Regions from separate parts of the Homo sapiens genome. Here region 2 is linked to region 1. The links are chromatin loops, found by intact Hi-C in ENCODE. Cell type or tissue: heart left ventricle. All regions are shown on one strand. Region 1 holds the start of LOC101929532 (a long non-coding RNA gene). Region 2 overlaps DPP4 (dipeptidyl peptidase 4).

What was found. Hi-C counts contacts between places; a loop is a spot of excess contacts. Peaks named below come from ENCODE experiments on the same cell type or tissue, not always from the same donor. Only the 100,000 strongest peaks of a DNase experiment are listed, where the experiment ranks them.
Region 2: a loop joins it to region 1, with 2.1 times the contacts of the local background. A loop is called at or near these places in 30 of 110 quality-filtered maps.

The regions. Positions count from the first base shown.
Region 1 is chr2:162,111,415-162,119,414 of GRCh38, forward strand. LOC101929532 (a long non-coding RNA gene) reads left to right here and starts at 3,027. Exons shown (of 4, transcript NR_110255.1): 1 at 3,027-3,118. RefSeq lists a silencer at 1,065-1,359. In heart left ventricle, no CTCF peak of the experiment used is centred here; no DNase peak of the experiment used is centred here; H3K27ac peaks cover 409 bases.
Region 2 is chr2:162,060,566-162,068,565 of GRCh38, forward strand. The region is part of intron 2 of DPP4 (dipeptidyl peptidase 4); the gene reads right to left. Among named protein-coding and RNA genes, the nearest start is that of DPP4, 9.6 kb to the right of the region's middle. RefSeq lists an enhancer at 3,523-3,592 and a silencer at 5,254-5,548. In heart left ventricle, no CTCF peak of the experiment used is centred here; no DNase peak of the experiment used is centred here.

The sequences.
Region 1 (8,000 bases):
TGAGCCACCATGACTGGCTGAAAGCATAGTTTTTAATTGCTGCCAAGTACTTAATTGTATATAACATTTATAAATCCTCTTCAATAGTGATTTTAGTTACGTTTTTGTTATTTTGTTTTTAAATGCGTAATCACTTTGACAATCACATGGCGAAGACTAAGGTAGTAGTCAGGACTACAACTCTGAATCCAATGTTTATTTAACTATTATAAATACTTGACGCTAGGTATGATGCTTGTTTGTCCTGTTTAGTCACTAAAGATGGTCCCTTAACAAACCACACTTACATTCATAGCCTTGGGTCATCTTCTCCCACAGTGAATCTGGGCTTGTCCTGTGTAGTCAATATAATTCAGTGGAACGGAGGCTGCATGACTTTGGGCTAGGTTGTAAGAAGCCTTGCAGCTTCTGGCTTGGTCTCTGTGCTCCAGAAAAACTTGGAAGACATCTGACTACCTGAGATTGCCTTGCTTAGGGAAGCCGAAGTTGGCCAGGTGCATAGGCCATATGCACAGAGAGAGAGAGAGAGAAAGAAATGGTCTAGACAGCTCCAGATGTTCCTAGCCATCCCAGCTGCGGGCACACAAAACAACTTGGATGTCCAGACCAGTCAAGCCTTCATATGCCTCTAGCCCCAACCACTATATCTTTGTCACTACATGAGCAATGCCAAGTTGGAACTGTCCAGCTGAGTCCAGTCAACTCACTGAAAGAGCATAATGAATTGTAGTTTTAAGGCATTGAGTTCTGAGGCGGTTTGTTACACAGAAACAGAAAATCAAAACACTGCTTCACTTCTATGTCTTCAGCACCTGGCATGAGGCTGGTGTACTTGGTATATTGTAAACACTTGAAAAACATTTGTTACATAAGTAAATAAACTTACAAGATTACTTGCACACACAAATAATATGTGTATAATTGTGAAATTTCCTTATAATTAAAATGCTAAGAAAATAACTCACTTTCTAGTTTGTTATTTCTTGTTTTTCTCAGTTTCATTTTCCACTGGACTGACTGGGTCAATAAACATTGAGTTGGTATTTGTACAAACACAGTAGAGCCAAATGTCATAACTGGCTGAAATTTTTCCTTTCTTCAGAGAGTCCCACTTCTTTGATGATCTAGGCAATGTGTTACAGGAAGGTCCAGTGCAGAGCGAAGTCTCAGCAATTATTACCATTTCTTGTTGTTCAGACTTCTTGCTGCAGGAGCCTCAGTGTTTGCACAATCACACTGCACAACTTCCAGGGAGATTTCTGCACATCTGACGCATCACCTAAAATAAAGAACATTCTATGCCACTCAATATCAAAGTCTCTTTAGATGTTAGCTCAGGCCCTGAGATGCGCTCTGTCATGTTGGAGAGGGCACCCCTTCCACTCTGAACTTGTACCATCTTGCCCCAACCATTGAGAAATGTGGCAACCATAAGCAAACCTTAGAACTCCCACAAACAATTCCCATCAACACAAATCTCATTCCGAGGGAAAATTTTTGTAGAAATTACAAACACCAACTTGAGACTTCTATAAAAACGACATGAAACACATTGGAAATGGTAGGCCTACGTAGGTTACTGCCAAATTTCTAATTCACAAAGTGGTGTGCTCTTCTCAGGGTTGTTACGGAGGCCTGGCCACTTGCTGTGTACAATGGGAGATTCCTGGAGAGGCTCTTTCTCACTTTAACTTTTTTTCTAACTAATCTAATTCTGATTTCAGCTTTCAACATTTCAGTACTTAGATTATTCACTTTAAACGGGCAACCCATGGGCTCTTTTCTCTGTTCTCCCAGAAACTGTGGGAGCTGAGTGGCTTTCCATAATATGCGCTACTTGGTCTCACCCTGAAGCAGAGAAGACTTTGCCTTGTACAACTTCAAAAGGCCCTTTGATAAGTTATGTTTGGCTTCTTACTTAAATATAGAGCAATCCAGCTTATTATCACTTCCAGTTTGTTTTTAAAATAAATTCTTTCTTTATCACACCCTCAAATCCATCTAAAGAATGTTTAAGTTCTGTTTAAACAATTAAGAAAAGCCACCCAAGGTATTAGCTGCAACAAGGGTGAGACTTGTGGTGTGATGCAATGTCTTACAGTGTCCCCTCTGCTCCAGAGTCTTGTCCCTTAGTCTTAAAATTCAGAATATTCAGTTATCTGGCCACCTATGGGGTCTTACTGCATGCATGAGCCAGATCATGACAGGCTAATTCTGAATGGTCAAACCCAGCAGGCTCCTCGGTGAAACAATGGGCCAACCTGAATCATTTGCAATGAATGAAGAACTAGATCAAACTCCAGAGCAACTGCTGCTAATAGGGATACTCTGTCATCCACAGAATATTTATTGTTATTAAGCCTCATATTAGCGTTCCTTCATGTGTAGTTTGAGAAGTGCTGATTTAGACAAAATGGATTGAAACAACATTGTTAGTCTCCACTTTAAAGATTCAGCTGAGTGTCAGCTGCTCCAGGGAGCCTTGTCTGACCCTAGAGCAGTTTATCTCTATGACACCACTATTGTGCAATGCAGTGCTGTGGTTACATGTCTCTGTTCCCCCACTGCATTGCTTTCTCCTGTTCTCCTTGAATACACTAATCACAAGTTTGGCTTTGAAGAGTTCATGAATGGATGCATGAATGAATGAATGAATGAATGAATGAATGAATGAATGAAAGAAAGAGTGAATGCAGTGTCAGATGTGTAATATTGGAAAAGCACTGGCCACAATGGTAGCTGTAGAACTCCAGAACTTCTCCTGAGTAATAGTTATAGTATTATCCCTTTTGCAAGGTTGTTGAGGAGTAAAACAATGAGATAATCTGTATTATTTTATTTAGCAAATGTATAATTGAGTGTCTACTTGGAGCAAAATACTGTAAAAATATTCCAAAGTGCTTTAAAAATGATACTGTTTCTCTTTATTTTATAATAGAATTTGGTTGGCCAATTTCTCTAACTGTACATACACTACTAGGCAGGGTGGCTTTCCATTGTTCTCTAACATCCTGTTTTTAGATTTTCTTGCTAGGAATTCACATTTCCTCATAACTCACTTTTATTACTACTTTGTAATACTATAGCAGTATGAACGGTCCTGTAGGGAGCCTGAACTGTGAGTATTTTGATAACCTTTCTTTATGGTCATGCTTGGTTTAATTTGGACATGATTCAGGAAAAAGAAAAGAGAAAAAAAAAACAGAAAAAACAACACTGCAGATTTGTTTTTTTTTTTTTTAATAATTCAACATAATCCTTTAAGGATGCAATGCTATTTTATTTTAATTTTTTATTTTATTTTTTATTATGCTTGGTGTGTTTAATTAGAGTGGTTTGGATACAGAAAACAAGTTTGATAGAAATTTGAATTTAAGTTTGTTTGGCAATTGGATACCAAAGAGAAATGTAAGAAATATTTTCAAAATTTGAGAACATTTTGGTTCTTAAAAACTACATATTATGTAAGTTAATGTTTACATGGCTTTGAAATGGTACAGGCACTAATGTATGACTGAAAGGAAAACTTAGAGAAAAAGGCATCTTCACTTAGGAACAGCTGAATTTGGGAACTAACAAGAGCAAAGCAAATAATTCAGTAAGTTGTTGCATGGAATAAATTTACTATGGTAAAAAACACCATTTACTTTGAGAACATTCCGATATTTTTCAAAATAACTCATAACATCATTTTGTATAATGGATGAGTTTCTTTTAGTGGTCATGGTTTCATAATTTGTAAAACCTAAAAAATGTCTAACCTTCTAGTTAGTTTTCATTTTTGTACTTCTTTTAGAAGTACAAAATTCTATGCTATGACATATTAATTTGCTATGGGTTGAGTGTGCTAAATTCCAAGAGATATGGCTTCCAAAGGCACTCAGATAAGCAGGCAGAAAGGACAGAGTCATTGAATCCCAACAGTTATTTAAGTCTAATGGAGCGTATGCGATCACAGCTTGGATTGTGGTTCTGAACCAATGAAAAGGTTGAGTTTCAAAACTATGAAGTTTGAGCCTCAGACTCATTTTCATAGAAACCCTGATGTAAATGATACATAAATTCCCAATTTAATGGGTATGGTTGCTGGAAGGGTAACCCCAAATCTGAAGTTGGGGACAAGTCTCATTGGTGATGACTGTATTTGAAGGGTTGCTTGTGGTATTGAGTGAGTGGTCTCTGTGGTCCTCATGGAGCTGCACAGCCTCATGTGGAGGACCATGAAGGTTCGATACTGGAAAAGGTGTCTAAGGCAGCAGCTGCTTCAGGCAGCAGAAGGCTGCAGAGGGAGAGTTTTGGGGTCTGTTGCTAGGGTGTTGTGGTGGTTGTAGTCCAGAGACTTGGAGCAACACTGGGGAGGACTCAGATGGTATTAGAAGACATGCTTCTGGGAGATGCTGCCATGTCAGAGACAAGGCAGGTGTGACTGGTCTGCATATCCTTCATAAGTCCTGTCTCTAAGTCATGCATTTCTAGTTACTTGGCTGAGTAACAAATGACCCCAAATCTAGAGGTGCAAAACAACCTTTTATTATGTTCATGGATTCTTTGGACAGGGCACAGGGAGGGCAGCTTTTTTGTGTGAGGCCAGGAGCCATATGCAGAAGACTCAAAGGCTGGGGCTGGAATCATCTGAATGCTTGCTCACTCACATGTCTGGGGGTGCTTCTGGCTGTTGCTGAGGGTATTTCTAGGACTATTGCTGTGGACTGAATGTTCGTGTCTCCCACAGATTCATATGTTCAAATCTAATCCACAGTGGGATGGCATTTGGAGGTGGAGCCTCTGGCATATCATTAGGTCTGGAGCAAGGAACACTCATTAATGGGGTTAGTACCCTTATAAGAAGAGGTCAGAGAGCTAGCTCATCCTCTTTCCACCATCTGAGGACACAGCCAAATGTGGCTGTCTGTAAACCAGTAAGAGATCCCTCACTAAAACCTGACCCTGCTAGCACCATGATCTTGGAATTTCAGCCTCCAGAACTGTAGGAATAAATGTTTGTTGTTTGAGACACCCAGTTATGGTATTTTGTTAGAACTGTCCAAGTTAACTAAGCAGCTGTCAAGTGGAATAGCTACACATAACTCTTCCATTTGGGCTGGGCTTCCTGTCAACATGGTGGCTGATTTTCAAAGATAAGCATCTTAAACAGGGCTTGCTTTATGGATTTGTGTCCTGTGTAGTTACACAAGACTCACACACAGAAGAGGGCTCTGTGCTTGCCACTGTTTTGAAAGAAGAGGCTGCTCATTTTCATTTTCTCCTGGGTTCCACAAATTTTATCACTGGTCCAGATTATGACAGAGAGAGAGAGAGAGAGAGAGGAGAAAGATAGAGGGGGGTGGGGAGAGGAACTAGTCAGAAGCTATATTGCCTTCTTTTAATTCATCTAGGAAGTCAGGCAGCATCACGTCTACTACATTGTATTTGTTAAAAGCAAGTCATTGAGGTGCCCCATATTCAAAGGGGAGATAATAGATTCCACTGCTTGATGGAAGGATGTCAAGGTTCTGGGAGAGTATGTGGGAACATAAATATTGCTATGGCCATTTTTGGAAAATACAATCTGCCACACATGCTCTGCATATATTTCTGCAGGTGCCACCTACTGGGTTAGTTTTTATTTTGTTTCTTGTGTAATAGAGTGTTAAAATTAAAGTTAGAGACTGAGACACCAAGATAGAATTGATGTGATATTCCAAAGCCAGATCACAGTATGTGAAATTTACATTCCATGACTTGAATCCCCTCAACCACTTTCAGAATGGAAAGAGTTGACATAGAGGAGAATTTTGAAATGATTTATTTGGAAAGATCAGTTGCTCCATTCAGGTTTACCCCATGTTTAGTAAGGGAGACCTCCAAGAGTTCATTTGGAAAGTTTTGAATCACCTTCCTTGAAGTTAGGAGCAACTTAAGCTGTAAAAATTCAAAGAGAGTAATGGCAAGAAGATAAGGCATTATATTTATTTTTTATTAAAAATTTTGTATGTTATTAAAAGTTTGTATTTATCTTTTCATTTAAATTAATAGCTTTATTTTTATTAAAATTAGCATTTTTGTTTTCTTTCTTTCTTTATTTTTTGAGACAGAGTTTTTGCTCTGTTGCCCAGCCTGGGGTGTGGTGGCACGATCTCAGCTCATTGCAACTTCCTTCTCCCAGAAGCGATTGATTCTCCTGCCTCAGCCTCCCGAGTAGCTGGGATTACAAGTGAGCACCACTACTCCCAGCTAATTTTTTTTTGTATTTTTGGTAGAGATGAGGTTGTCTCCATGTTGAACAGGCTGGTCTTGAACTCCTGACCTCAAGTGATCTGCCCGCCTCGGCTTCCCAAAGTGCTGGGAATACAGGTATGAACCACTGCGCCCAGCCTAAAATTAGTGTTTTTAAAAGGTGATTTAATCAGTAAGGTATTTATTATCACCATATAAAACAGACCTAGATAGGGGCCTCCATGGTTAGGGAAATTTGTAATTTGTAGGCTCAGCAGATACAGCATAAGGGTGATAGCAGATTTGACCACATCTACAAATAATATGCATCTTTCCAAGAAGCCCAGACTGGGTACCCCTTGAGGCCCCTTGGCCATTGCCAAGCCTTCTCAGAGGTGATGGGAATGAATCCATTCAAATGGGCCCAGGACAATCCTGAATTCTCTCCAGAAAAGGGGAAGGGAGGCCAGCGAGCTGCTTTGCCTATGCACATGGAGATGACTTTCACAAATATTGAATTCAGGCAGGATGGAAAGCTTATACCTTCAGATTTCAAAGGCAAAGGAATATTTTCTGTGGACTAGCTATGTGTGGGGTGATTGGGCAAGTGAGTCAGTGTGGGTTTTTTATGAATTTGTACAAGGACCCTAGATGGTTGAAGGGCCAGAAGCCAGAAGTTGAAGTTAATATCAGATAATTAAGGGCTACAGAAGGACTCATGAGTAACCCCTGACTAACCATTCTGGTTTGCCCGGATCTCAGAAGTTTCACAAGATGTGGGCCCTTTAGGCTAAAATGGGAATATTCCTGGACAAGCTGGGATAGTTGGTCACCCTACCTACCTTGGGCCACCCATAATAGGATGCATTAACCCAGGACAGGACTGCAGGGCAGGGGCCCACCAGGGAACCTACAGGATGCCCGTGAAAGTGCCCATGAAAGAAAGACTCATCTGCAAACATTTGCCAGGCCTGGAAAGCCCGAAGCCAGTACAAGAAGGACATTTCCTGGCCCTTTACCATGTCTCTCTTCTAGCTCTGGCCTTAGCCCAGAAACTGGCTGGCAAGCTGCGGGGAGGGCATCAGAAGGGAGGAGGGAAAGCACTAGGTGAGGAATAGAGAATAAGCCATCCACAGCGGAGCAGCCAAGGAACAGGGACAGGAAAAGGTTTAGTGCTAAATCAGTTTCAGTTTCTGGTTATGTAAGATGTTCTGATTACTGAATTCCACTCACTTGTTACTAAAGGGATTGTAGGACGTTCTTGTCCTCACATACACACCCAAGAGTATCTAGAAAAGTCCTGGGATGCACGTGAATGTTCAACTGGGGCAAGGGAAGGTTAACTCCACTGAACACTTGAAGGGGAGTGCTGTGATTTCACAATGGGCCATGCTTGTTCAATATACTTCTTATACTGGAAATTTCAAAAATCCTGTTCCAACGAGAGTGACAAATGGCAGGTCAAGGAAATAACTTGTTTATTCCTCTACTTTGTGAGGATTATGCACTTTCCATGGACTGTTTAAAATTCCTCAAATGATGAATTTAAGAGGGAAAAAATCTATCTTTCCCATCTCTCACTCAGTCTCCAATGGCTATCAAACATCAAATATTTTCCTCTTCCCTAGGCTGGAGGCCTAACAACTCTGGGAACTAAACATCAGATTTTCCACAGAGAATTGTGGGTTCATTTATTCTTTGGGATGATTGTCAGATATTACTTGTCTTCCTCTACCTCCACTGTACCCCCTCAATCAGGTGAACCCACCTGCTAAGGCTACCTG
Region 2 (8,000 bases), 51 kb before region 1:
CAACTCAGGTCCTGCAGTATACATTTTGAAAAAATTATAAAATTAGCCAACAAAAAAATTCAATGATTCCTCCTTTACAGCAAAAGCTACCATAGGAGCTTATTTTCTACCAAGCTCATCAGTTCTGTGGTATCTGTCCCTCCTGCCATTGTTCAACTCTTTCCTTAGAACTCTGAGGGAGAGGTGAGCTTCCTCCCCGATCATTCCACACCCCAATCTATGACTCAGATGCTTGTCCTCTTGTTCCCAAGGGATTTTTTTAAAATCTTACCTTTTCCCTCTAAAACACAAAGCTCCTTCCTTCCTTCCTTCCCTCTTTCTTTCCTTCCTTCCTCCTCCCTCCCTCCCTCCCTAGCTTCCTTCGTTCCTAGCTTCCTTCCTTCCTAGCCTCCTTCTTTCTTAGCTTCCTTCCTTCCCTCCCTCCCTCCCTCCCTCCCTCCCTCCTTCCTTCCTTCCTTCCTTCCTTCCTTCCTCTTTCTCTTTTTTACTTGAAACAGGGTCTCACTCTGTCACCCAGGCTAGAGTGCAATGGCACTATCATGGCTCACTAAAGCCTTGAACGAACTCCTGGGCTCAAGCGATCCTCCTGCCTCAGCATCCCAAAGAGCTAGGATTACATGTGTGAGCCACTGTGCCCAGCTGCATCTTCAGTTTCTTTCCACTGCTCACTTCTGCTCTGTGGTTAAGGATGCAGAGTGTGTACTGATCTTAAAGAAATACTTACCTGATCCTGCTGCATCCCCAAGCCATCTGGACAAACTTCTCAAATAAACAGTCTACATTCATGGCCTTCATTTTCCCACTATTCCTCTTCATGTCTCTTGATCTATCCCTTACTACTTAGTCCACATTCATTTCTCTCTCCTCATCTTATTAAAATGTTTATTTTCTGTACCACATATTTTGCCAATTAATCAAGTAATTTTATATCTATTTAAGTACTTACTTTAACAGTCTTTTCTTAACCAAACTATTAATAAGCCATGAGGATAAACGTATTCTATCTTTTTTCAAACAGTTGCTAGCACTTACAAATTGTAGGTATACATGATTTAGTACTGAGTGGTTTATAAATATAATAATTTTATTCAGAATTACAGCAATATTAATAAATGTTCATTAAAAAAATTTTCTTGCCTGAGCTCCAAGATAATTTCTTTAATTCACCAAATATTTACTTAGCACTTACTGTGTTATTCAGTGTTCTAGGCACTAGAGACATCACAGTGAATAAAGCATGAAAAACTCCTGCCCTTATGAAGCTTATATTTTAACTGGGGGAGACATAGGAACAGATAATGAGTAAGCAATGCCATATGCTAGGTGGTAACAAGTGCCATGGAGCCTTCACAATGGAAAGCCAATGAACGATGTTAAGCAGAAAAGGACATGATTTGACTTATGTTTAAATGTGGTCGCCAGCCTGGGCATGGTGGCTTACACCTATAATCCCAGCACTTTGGGAGGCCAAGACAGGCAAATCACCTGAGGTCAGGAGTATGAGACCAGCCTGGCCAACATGGCAAAACCCTGTCTCTACTAAAAATACAAAAAAAAAAAAAAAAAATTAGCTGGGCGTGGTGGTGCACACCTATAGTGCCAGCTATCTGGGAGGCTGAGGCGGGAGAATCGCTTGAAACTGGGAGGCAGTGGTTGCAGTGAGCTGAGACTGCATCGCTGCACTCCAGCCTGAGCGACAGAGCAAGACTCCATCTCAAAATAAATAAATAAATAATAAATTAAAACAATTTTATCACTATATTATTAATGGTTTTCTATTGCTATGTAACAAATCACCACAAACTTAGTGACTTAACACAGCACACATGTATCAGCTTAGAGTTCTAAAAGTCAGCAGTCCAGCCCATTTTGCTGAGTTCTCTGTTCAAAGTATTGTGAGGTTAAAATCAAAGTTTTGGCTGGAATGAGTTGTCAGCTGGAGGCTCTGGGGAAAAATTACCTGCTCCCAGGCTCACACAGGTTGTTGGCAAAATTCAGTTCATTGAGGTTGTGAGAGTGAAGTTCTCATTTACTTGTTGACTATAAGCCAGGGCTGCTCTCACCTCCTAGAGATGACCCACATTCCTGGCCATATGGCCCCTCCATCTTCCAAGTCAGCAATGGCATGTTAAATCCTTCTCATGCCTGGGATTCCTGACTGCCTGTTCTGTGACTAGCCAGAGAAACTCTGCTTTTAAACAGTTCATGTGATTCAGTCAGGCCCAAGCAGGTAATCTCCCTTTCTTAAAGCCAACTGTGCATCATAACGAAACTTAACTACAGGAAGAAAATTCATCATATCCACAATCTCAGAGATTAGTACACAGGAGCGGAGGAGAGGGTTCTTGGGGGTCACCTTAGCATTCTGCCTACCACAATCACCTTGTCTGTTGTGTTGAGAATACACCATAGGGAAGTAAGAAAAAAAAAAAGAGAGATGTTGGCAATAATTTAGGGGAAGGGCAATTGTGTCTTTGACCAGGGTAGTAGGAGATGAGGTGGTGAGGTAGGGTCAAACTCTGAGAGAATATGAAGATACAGATGATAAAACTGCCGACACATTGGATGTGACTTGTGGATGAAAGAGAGGAGTTGAGGAGAACTTGCATGGATATTGGCCTCAGTAACTACAAAAATAGAATTGCCATTTGCTGAAATAAGATGTACTAAGGGAAGACAAAGAGTTTTGGAAGATGTCAGTATGAGATGCCAATATCACATCCAAATGGAGATGTCCAGTAAGCAGTTGTATACTGCACCTAGAGCTCAGGAAAAGGTCTGGTTTGCAGGTAAAATTGGAAAGTTGCCAAGTTGTAAATGGTATTTGAGGCCATGGGAGTGGATGAGGTCATCTAAGGTGAAAAAGGAAAAGGTCTTAGGATGGAGCCCCAGAGTAGTCCAAGGTGAGAAGTTGAAGACATCAGGAAGAATACCTAAGGAGGCTGGGAAAGACTGCACAGTGAGGTAGAAGGACAACCAGGAGAGAGTGAGAGCCCCGAGGGGAGGTGGAGAAGAAGGATGACTAATTGACAGGCACACGAGACACAGAGTGAGAAGCAACTCCCAATCTGCAACACAGAGATTAGGGACCTTGACAAGAATACAGCTGTTTTAGTGGTGTGGTGGGGATAACCCTTATTCCAGGAGGCTTAAGAGAAAAAAAGGGAGAGGGGTAACAGACAGTGATAATAGAAACTCTTTAAGAAGTTTTGTGGTAAAGAGAGCAGAGAAAGGGAGTGGTAGGTTGGCAGGGATGAGGGTGGAAAAAGACAGTTTCCTTCTTATTTTTTAAGAATATGAGACACTACTGTATGTTCATGATCAAATAGAGATGGAAAAAATGATGTTGCCACATGCAAGGGGACAGCTGGAGCCTAATCTTTCAGTAGGCAAAAGGGATGGGACCCAGGGCACAAACAAAGGGCCTGGTCTTGGGTAGGAGCCTGAGCATTCATTCCTCTAACTTGGGAGGGGAGCCGATACAGGTGAATGCACTGATGAGCCGGTGAGAATTGAAGTTCTCTTCTAATGGTTTCAGTTTTCTTATCAAAACAGGAAGCCAGGTCCTTAGCTATGAATGAGCATATGGAGGAGGTGTTGGAAGTTTGAGTGGAGAGGAGATACCTGGAATAGTTCACCAGAAAAGCAAGCGAGTGAGCAGACAGGGAAAATAGGGCCAGATTGCCAGGAAGGAATAAGGGTCCACTGGCTGCTGGGTTCTGGGTTCTCCTTTCAGTACAGCCAAACCCTTTTCATTTTAAGAAAATCATTACCATGCAGAGTAATTTTTTCGCTGGAAATTTTAAAACAAAGATTTGAGTCATCAATTAGATTTTTTTTGCCCATGTTAGATTAAATTATAGCTTCTGGACCTTGTGAGGTTATTTTGTTTGCTTTTGTTATTTACTATTTTATTTTTATGGCCATTAATTATTTTAAGTCCTACTTTCCTGGGTTAACTTTAGCAGATCTAAGTTTTACCATTTTTTAAAAATTTTGCCCATCTTATTTTATGTTGACTATTTCTACCACTTTCTGCTATTATGAACTGGATGAAATGTGACAGTTTATGTGGATTTTCTAGAGGTAAATTGTCAGTAATTCCCCTCAGATGTTTCTTACCTGCTCTATTATCTCAGATTTATATTTTAACATTGCAATTCAATTATTTTCTCCTCTTGATCACTTTGGATGCCAAAAGAAAGAAAGGGCTGAGGTCAAAATGTCCTTGAGATCAGAAAGGCAGCAACAAAGCACACTGATTTGCAATAAACCCAGTTAGGAAAGAAAGTGAGGAGAAGGAAAGGAGAGAATTACAGCTCCAGATTTTTGGAGATCAGAGCTGGCTTGATGTCTGTCCTCTTTTGTTGAAAAATTAAATCTTTCTAACGTAATGAAAAGAGAGCAATAACCAAATACACGATATGCCTACATAGGCCGTCTCCCCGATTTCTGTCTTTCAGAATTTTCAATTCAACTTAGGTATTTGCCCTTCTCCTTCCATGTGCTAGCAAAAGAAGATACTTTCCAACCTGAGAAAGGTGAGTCTTGAGTAGTCTGGTTCAATCACGGCAATTCATTCTCCTTGCCGGTGATTGGTTTGGATATGGACAAGTGACACAAATGTCGCCAGTAAGATCTGAAAGTTTGCATCTGGTCAGAGGACTTATGGAAATGGTTTTCCTCCCTGATACAGCAGAACATGAATGAGGAAGAGCATCCTCTTCTGCCCTGTGAATGAGCTGTATGAGCAAGTGCTGGGTTGAGCTGCAGAAGCCATGCTCAACCATGAGATGACATACTGGAGATCAAAAGACAAAACTCCAAGGATGGCAGAGCTGAAAGGTGGAAAGGCCCCATGTTCTTGATGTGTTCAGGCCATTACATTAACAAACCCAAGAACCACTTTACTTCTGCACTTCCAATTATAAAAGATGCTAATGACAATACAGTAATAAAACGCTATCATTCAAATAACTTTTGGCCAGGTATTGGGTTCCTTGAAGCCCAAAACATCCTGATACAATCCTCATACAGCATCAGGGGGCTGTAAGTCAGTGAGGATGGACACGGAGGTGCACTGCATGCCTCAGAGCCAGTTTGGGGGCTGAAGGATTGGAAGGATAATATTAAGACCCATTAATTATTAATGCTTTATGCTTGGTTGTTTATGTAGAAACTTCCTGGGGCAGCATTTATCATTTGGTCACTAGTGCTTCCATAGCACTTTGATCATTTACTAGAAGGGCACTTAGCTCTTTTGATTGTAGTTAATGTTTATGTGTCTTTTAATGCTGTCAATTATTTGAGGACAAAGGCCATATCTATTGTCTTTCTATCCCTAGGGACCCACAAAGTACCTGGCATATAGAAAATCCTCAATAAATATTTGCCAAGTTGGAGAATTACCTTCTGTCAACAAATCTGTGCTGGGTGAATATGAAGTAGGAGGTGTTCCTGAGCACATCCTTGAAAGGGGAAGGCTGATCCAATAGGAAAGGGGAGTTAAGCCAGAGGAACCTCTGCAGACAAGCTCTGATAAAAAGGAAACAGCCAGGAGGCAAGAGAAATTCTTTACTTAAGCTATCTAGCCAGCTGTCCAAGGAGCCATCCTTACCTTCTCTCCTTCCCTCACTCTTCACATGCCTGCACATTGTCTTACCTCCAAAATACATCCTGCGTTTCTTTTTTTTTTTTAAACTTATTTTCACCTCCAGTGCTACCATCCTTCTCCAAGCCACCATCATTGATCACCTGGACAAACCACACCAACCCCAAACTACTATCCACACAAGAGTCAGAGGCATATTTTTGAAATGTGAAAAGATCATGTCACATTCATGCTGAAATCCTCCAGGAGCTCAAAATCATACTTGGAATAAGAGAGAAACTCCTTTCTGTGTCTGCCGGTCCTCTCTATCCCACTTGATTTCTGTCATAGCATTTATTACCATCTGAAATTATTTCTGCACTTGCCTATAATTTGCCTGCTCTATGAACTGTAAAGGTCCAGTGGAACAGGGACATTATCTATACTGCTTAGGGCTAGATCTTAGCTCATTTTGTATTGCTATAAAGGAATATCTGAGGCTAGTAATTTATCTTTTTAAAAGATTATTTGGATCATGATTCTGGTGACTGGAAAGTTCAATATTGGGCATTTACATCTGATGATGGTCTCAGGCTGCTTCTACTTATAGCAGAAGGTGAAGGGGAGGCTGGCATGTGCAGAGATCACATGGTGAGAAAGAAAGCAAGAAAGAGGGAGGTGCTAGGCTCTTTTTAATAATCAGCTGTTACGGAAACGAATAGAGCAAGAACTCACTCACCCCTGTGGGAGGGCTCTGATCCCATTATGCAGATACCTTCCATTAGGCCTCACCTCCAACACTGGAGATCAAATTTCAACATGAGGTTTGGAGGGGACAAATACGCAATCATAGCAGGCCATATCCCCCATACCTTCAATAACACTTGACATGCAGTAAGCATTCAATATATGTTTTTGAATTGAAAAATATTGTATTTAGCCACTGTTGGACCTTGGCCCTGAAGAGGTTTTAAATCTCATACTGAAAGAGTTTTATGCCTGGAATCAAATAATGGAAGAATATAATAGAGAAATAAGAGTCATCCATGAAACTTATGGACATGAGTTTGAGCAGGGTGGGCTTTAGAACAACTGAGGAAAACAAGAAAAGAGGGTTCCAGCCTCACAGAAATGGTATTAGGCCACAGAGGCCACTAAGCTCAGTTTTGGGGTCCCCAGTTTTAAGAAGTCAGGGAAGGGGTGGATGATAAGACCTGCTTGATACTCACCTCTCCTACTCCCTCTACCTCAGTTATACATCCTGAGCCACCATGGCTCCTAGAGTGCCATGAATAAAATCTCTAGTGGCTTTGGCTCTGCCTTACATTACCTCCTCTTCTAGGACCCTGAACTCATAGGTCTACTTTCTTCCTCACTGAACCAAATAATTAAGAAATGTGCACATTAATGCCCCCAGTTAAAGAAAGCACATAGTTTATCTTTAAATTTGTAAAAGCTTCCTAGGAAGTTATAATTTTGAAGAACAATATAAAACAATACAATGCTTGGCAAATAATAAAACAGTTAGTTCTAATTTCATGGTTTCAGGTTACTCTCAAATTGAGAGACACACCCTCTTTTGGAGGTCATAATGGAGCTGTGAAGACTAAAGTTAAAAATATTTACAAGATATTGATTTACAGCAATGAAAGGATTAGCATCCAACCATAAAGTAATGATTAAACATTAACTCAGAAAAACTCTCACCAAGGCATTTCTATAAATTAGCCATTCATGGGAACCAGCAGGCTCAGGGAAGGTTGGTAGTCAAAAGATTTGGATTCCCAAGATCCAGTACTTACTTGCAAACCCCTAAACTTTCACGTGTAAAAAGTCAAGATATTAATATATCTCTCTAAAATGAACTTCTCTGTGAAGATCAAATGAAATAATGTAACTTACATCAGAAGCAAAGCAAGTGTAATTTAGTGCCAGTAGGTAAATCTGAATCTATTATTACTACTAATACTAAAAATCGAAACCATTCAAAAGCTTGAGATGTCAGTCATTGCCTATATACAGCTTTATATGAGAATGAAGGCAGCAGCAGTAGGCTCTTCCTCAGGATACTTAACACATAGAGATTAGAAGCCATGAAATTATAATATCGCTATGCAAATGAGAAGTTATAACAATTATGCTAATATGGCCAAGTTGATTTTATACTTGATTACAAGCTGACAGAATGATATGGAGTTGAACAGTACTGAGTATCAGCTGTAGAGTCACATTGCCTGAGTATGAATCCCAACTTTGTGGAACTTTGAGCAAGTTCCTTAACTTCTTTGATAGTCATTGGAGCCAGCCTCCATCATGGTTCCCAATGATCTCCACCTCCTGGTATTTACACACTTGTGTAGTGCCCTCCCACATTGTATCAGGGTTGGTCTGTGTGACCAATAGTACACAG